Regions from separate parts of the Homo sapiens genome. Here region 2 is linked to region 1. The links are chromatin contacts, found by Hi-C or POLR2A ChIA-PET in ENCODE. All regions are on one chromosome and are shown on one strand. Each heading gives the region's core, a stretch centred on a gene start or an enhancer-like site at or near the end of the contact. The rest is flanking DNA. Distances are from core to core; before and after follow the strand shown. Region 1 holds the start of SLC17A6-DT (SLC17A6 divergent transcript). Region 2 has its middle 59 kb from the start of LINC01495.

What was found. Hi-C counts contacts between places; a loop is a spot of excess contacts on that map. ChIA-PET counts read pairs that join two places held with the same protein, here RNA polymerase II (POLR2A). Pooled maps may share reads with other maps.
Region 2: a pooled map shows a loop between it and region 1 (3-fold over the local background). The contact joins the enhancer-like site here to the promoter of SLC17A6-DT in region 1. A Hi-C loop is called at or near these places in 1 of 37 single-sample maps with no recorded cell type and 4 of 50 pooled maps. POLR2A ChIA-PET finds 5 or more read pairs at or near these places in 1 of 52 experiments (H1).

What each region holds. Positions count from the first base shown.
Region 1 is chr11:22,336,555-22,339,552 of GRCh38, reverse strand. SLC17A6-DT (SLC17A6 divergent transcript) reads left to right here and starts at 1,331. Exons shown (of 4, transcript NR_186351.1): 1 at 1,331-1,558. It overlaps SLC17A6 (solute carrier family 17 member 6), which reads right to left and starts at 1,172. Exons shown (of 12, transcript NM_020346.3): 1 at 934-1,172. The coding sequence starts at 1,019.
Region 2 is chr11:22,431,211-22,434,283 of GRCh38, reverse strand. No RefSeq gene overlaps it. Among named protein-coding and RNA genes, the nearest start is that of LINC01495, 59 kb to the left of the region's middle. Within about 2 kb of position 1,808, at least 7 of the 41 ENCODE cell types and tissues checked have a DNase peak (open chromatin) inside an H3K27ac peak, as active enhancers do.

The sequences.
Region 1 (2,998 bases), core at 82-2,581:
TACTTGAAATGATTTAAAGTTTTGCAAATTACAGCATAATTAGTATAGTGACTACAGGAGGATTAAATAATTAAATCATTTCTAGGACTTTCAAAGTAATGTTGCTTGTTATATTTATGGCTGTTCTTCCAGGCATTGACATTTCCTATGCAAGAAATAGACTCTAGGAGATGAAAATAATTAAAAATGCATATACATTGTTTCAGGCTCAGAGAAAGGAATTGCTTCAACTATCAATTATTGATATATTTTGATTCTTCTTCATTCAATACAGAAGACATATTTCACTAGGGGATTCTCTACTATGCTTTTGAAGCTGAGACCTCTCTCTTTCTCTCTCTCTCTAACATATATATATATATATATATATAAAACATATATATATAACATATATATATAACTATATATAACATATATATATAACATATATATATAACATATATATATAACATATATATATAACATATATATATAACATATATATATATATAAACCATTACTCTTTGGAATTTCTTGGTTATTTTTTTAGATGGTTGTGTTTTATATTCATTTGTCTGCATCAAAGGAATTTAATTCGGGGTATCTATAAGCACCAAAAGAAACGCTGTTTGAGCAGGGGCTGGCCATTTCTTAACTGTAAAGAAGATAAATCCTGTGTAGTAAAGGACAAAAACTCTGCAGGCACCAAAGCAAAAATCAAACACACACACACACACACACACACACACACACACACACACCAGACAGGTTCATTTAGTGCAACATTCCTGCATTAATAAGCAGGTTTCCAGAGCACCCCCGCTCCAAGCAATGGGCAACAAAAAGACTTTCCGATCATATTACAATCTTTCTGAGCCACCAGGGTTTACGGAAACGGCCCTGCAGATTTTTTCATGCTGAGCCCCAGGTAAGCAAGTGTTCGCTTTGTCTTACCTGTAGATCTGGCCGAGTGATTTTCCAGCAAAATTCTTTAGCCCCTCTTTTCCTGGGGCCAAAATCCTTTGTTTTACGGATTCCATTCTTGCAAAGACTGTTGTCAGTTCTTGCCAGATTTAAATAGTGATTGCTAGGAAAGGCGAGGATTGCGCATATTGTCTTAATCTCTTAAAGTAGTTGCGGGCTTTTCCTTCTCAGCAGAATGGTAGTGGCTCGCCTCCAGCAAGAGTGAGAGTGAGAGAAGGGAGGGAGAGTGAGAATGAGAATACAACAGAATAGCTGCATGCAACCCACGGGTTTCCTAATAGGAGAGTTGGTAGACACAATCAGAAAGTCTCATTGGAAGGGGAGGATCCGGTGGCAAAGAGCGCAAGCAGTGCCACGGTATTTGGGTAGATGCGGTTGAGTCCTTTTCCTGGAAGTCGGTCAGCTGAAAAACAATGTAAATTCCCGGTTTTGAAGACTTATTGCTCTCAAATCTGATGGCTTTTAAACGGAGGGGCCGGAATATCACAGAAGCCTTGGGAACAGCAAAGTCAAAAGAATGGTACTTTTAAAAATGGTGTCTTTGCTGTAAGGAGCAGAGCATATTCAAAACTCATGGGAGCATCTCAGGTCTCAGGTGAGCAATGCTGCTATTAGTTTTTCCTCTCTGCCCATGATCTCCTCCCATCACGCCAGCGTAAGTCTGCTCTGCGGTAGAGTCAAATTAAGATGGAGAAGGCTTGCTGCTCTTTGAGGACGTGAGTAAATAAAAGATACACAGTTCTGATTTGGGCAGCCTCGGGGAAGATTTTTTTTTTCAGCGGCTGACAGCGCCCGTCTGGGCGGGTCTCGGTACAATGTTTCAGCACCACGGACAGAGTAAGTTTCAGGAATAGGGGACTCTTCTTTTGGCTAGCTAGGTTGCCAACTTTCTAGGGGAGCTGGGCGGATCGCCCTGACCAAGGACCATACGGGGGCTCTTCAGGAACGGATGCTATGGAAACCATTGGGAAGATGTCATCATCTCCAGAGTTTGCAGGGAGAATGGTGCATTTAGCTCTGCTAGGGAAGACAACTTTATTAAAAATTCACAAGTTACTTCTAGTTTGCTACGTTTTGTCCAGCACGCTGATGCCAGTATTGCAGGGAAGAAAGATTTCAACATATTTAACTTATGCTTGTGGTGTTCCAAGACACCTAGGCTCCCTTGAATATAAAATATGTGCACACAAAATACATAATTACATTGTTCATGTGTTTGTTTTAACTCCTGACAGGAAAAAGATGAAAGAAAGAAAGGGAGAGAATGAAGAATAGAGGAAAGGAGAGATAAAGAAAAAGAGGTGGGAGGTATGGAGAGAAGAAAAAAGAATAGCTATAAACTCAGTGAAGTTGATTAAATAAAATACAGTTAATTTAATATAAATTCCTTGGAATTTTAAGCATCTTTATTTAACTAATTTACAATACACTACTGAAATACCAATATACTGATGAAATATGTGGCTATACCTTGTGCTTGCCAACAAATTGTAATTGATAATTTAAAGATTTATTTTTAAAAAGATTTATTTTAATTTACATATATTCCATTCAAATCTTATTTTATTTTTCTTTGTATGTCCTTCTCCTAAAGCATAAATTTTGAAAGACATTCATGTAAGAGTTTTGGCTTTATATATACAGGTACAGCATCAATGAATTTATCTCATTAAGCAAGCAAGAAAACTGCTAGATTAATGTAAATTATTAATCTCTTTCACATGAATCACAAACTTCTTAAGTACAATTCAGGCCAATGCTTACAGAACAGACTGGCCTTGAACCACATTTTCAAGGTCAAAACCTTGGATGTCACATAAGCCAACAGAGGGAGTCAATTTTACTTAGGATCCTGAGACAAAATCTCAAAAATATGGATCTAAATTGAGAATCAAATAAGAATATTACCTGAATAGTTCAAATGATATAATGGCTATGTATTCACTGAATGGATAGCTGGAAAAAAATGTCAAAGTAGCTAAAACCATCTGCCATTATTAAGTTTGATAGTTGTCAAATTATTTCCATTGTGAAA
Region 2 (3,073 bases), core at 559-3,058, 94 kb before region 1:
CCAGAGAAATTGGCAGTGCTACAAAGTGGGCTTTCTCTTCAATGATGAACTGGTTATTAAAACACTCTCCACAAGTGGAGCAGCACACCTCTTATTGAGAGTTCTCAAGACTCTTTCTGGTACCAGGTCCTCTCTTTTGGTATGAGTGGCTAGATTTCTTCATGTATGTTAATCAAAGCAACACATTAAAACAGATTGAATGCAGAAGCAGAGATGAGACTCGAACTATAAGCTCCACACTAATTTTCAAAAAATGGAAATCTATGTATCCCTTCTCATTAATTTTCTTCTTCATAAAAATGAGTTATTTGGGTTATCATCTAATGTTTTATTGCTATTTTAAAATGAATTAATAAGTATTTTTATTCCAAATTTTGCATTTTAGCATGATAAACAGTGATAGATACAGTTCACAAAAACGAAAGCCCTTAGGGTCCTCAATAATTGAGAGTGTGAAGGAGGCTGAGATAAAAAGTTTGAGAATCATTCATTTTTCAATGCAGTTAATTCCATATCTCGCTTTTTTTGACTTAGCGTAGTTAAACCAGAAAAGCAGGTCTGTATTCCTACGGCTTTGTGACCTTGGTAAGTTAATTCTTTACCTCTTCAAATCTTTATTTCTCCAACTGTGAAAAGGCAATGTTAGAAAAGATTTTGTCTCACGGAACCATTTTTTAGCTTTTAGTTTCTGTAACTATGAGAATTATAAATGAACTTTGCTCCTAGCTTGAGGGCAGTGAAGTTATTTCTGCTTTGTCATCCTTTTTATACCTCCAAATCCCATCATCACTGCCTTTAACAATCTTTTCTGCCTAAGTTCTTCCCCCCACCCAAAAGATTTTTCATTGGATTACATCACTGTACAGTAATTACAGAAGTTACTATTTCCAGTTGTCAAAAAAACCAGTTCTGCACTAAACTGCATGCCATGTAGCACATACAAAACACAGTGCAGACAAAGAAAATGCCACAGTTTAGTGTCACCCCATCCATCAGGTGGAAAAATGAAATGCCTAAAGCAGGCAATGCGACCGAATTTAATCAAGCATACTATTACTCAGGCCCTGCCTTGCATCTCCCCACTGCAGCGGAGTGAAATAGAAAGACATGTGCTGCCTGTGCATTTTCTCTTTTCTGTGAAAACACCACGGATTAGTATCTGCTTGGCGTCCTTAACCAATGTGTGAATACGTGTCTTAATTCCAGGCTAGTGCGCGTCTGCTTTGCCTCCGAAATCACTGCGGCAGAATACAAATAATGTATGAAATAAAAAGCCTTTGCCAAGTGCGCCAAGACTACAGCCTTCACTTACGAATCACATCTGCGTCTCCGTTTTCTTTACGCACCCGCAGTAGGATCAAGATGTGAGATCGCAACCCAGTCTGCCGGGAATTTAATTTCCATTTCCCCTCCCAACATCAAACCACCACGAAAACCAACCCTTCCCGGCGCGAAGCTGCAAGTAAGATGGGGAAGGCCAAGGGACCGCGTGGCGAGCCCGCACTGTGGGGCGCGCCCGCCTCCCGCCGCAGACCCTGGAGTGAACTGGGCTTCACTGAGGCCTGAGCCGGGAAGAAGCCAAAGAATAAGAGATGCGATAAAATGGCTGCCAGGAGGGGGTTTCTGTATGCTAAGGGCAGCCTGCCTTCCCCAAGGGATCCAGTGTGCTTCCAGCCCGGCTCCAGGCAGCGGCCGAGACGCCTCAAATTTGGGCCGCATCCCAAGGCCAAGGAGAGGCGACTTCCACAGCTTCATTTAGCTCTGCAGAAAGTCACCTCCGCCCCCACCCCCATGCGGCACGTGCGGCAAGCCATCACCATGGCAACCTTCCTTTCTGCCCCTCTCTTGTTATTGAACAGCTGAGACACCCAGCGTCCCTGAACTTGTTACTGCACAAGTTAATGCGGTCCTCTGAGGGCTTGGTTTCCTAACTATTGTTCTTTGGGCAACTGACTGCTTCCTGAAACAAAAAACAAAACAAAACAAAACCCTATGCGTGTGTCTCAGACGTTCTCCCCACCACTCCTGGCCCCAAATGTCAGCGAATCTGGTCATTCTCCTCCTAGGAGGCGCAACAGAATAAACTGGAAGGAAGCAAGGATTCATGTCCAACCCTTATTTACTGACACTAATGTTGGAACCATTTTGACGTTTGCAGCCTTCAGTTTCACTAGATATAAACCATTAATAGTTATATGACTACCTCTTATATATGGTTGGTGAGTGAGCAAATTGATGCAGTCTTCCTGTGGGCAACTTTTTCAAGAAATAAATAGAGGTTTGAACAAAATATAGCTACAAAGATACTCATAGGAGCAAATGGTTATAATAGTTGTTTTTAAATCAAGCTAAATGTAAGAAAACGGTTGAAGAAATGAATACAATGAGATAACCACTGGGTGATGCAATTACAGGTGACTTTTTCCTTATACTTTCTTTGACAATTATAAAAATTATATAAGAACAAAAACATGTTTTGTTTTATTGTTTCAACATGTCTGATGTGGTTTATAAACATATAAATGAATCTTTACTTATAGATTATACATAAAAGTATTTTCCTCAAAGGAAAGTGTGAAGATTAAAATGGAAGAGCTCTGGATCACTTGGATCATTTGTTATTGTTTTTGTTTCTTTCCCCTCAGATATCTAAGTATTTGCATTTGGTTTGGGAAAAATTATTTTTAATTATTTATGTTCTACCAAAGAAAACAAAATGATTTTCCATTGAACACATAATAATATTAAGAAATACTCAAAATCACCTTATTGTCATAAACCTTCATTAAGGATAAAGGCTTTCATTTTGTTCTTATTCTCTGGCTATAGAATTTCAATTCAAAGAGCAGTTGTTGTTTTAAAATGGAAATTCATGAGTGCTGAGAGGCCTGGCTGCAGAGCCAGATTGTGCTCAAAGTGGAATCCTTCAAAACCGCCTTCTCTGAGGTCCCTGCACCCCAGCCCTGGAACGGCAGGGAGTAGCTTGCCATATCATTTACACAGAACTGCGTGATCCTTCAGGGAAACCACTCTCTTCCCATTGTGGGTAAGAGTGAACCTGGCTGTTGTCAAG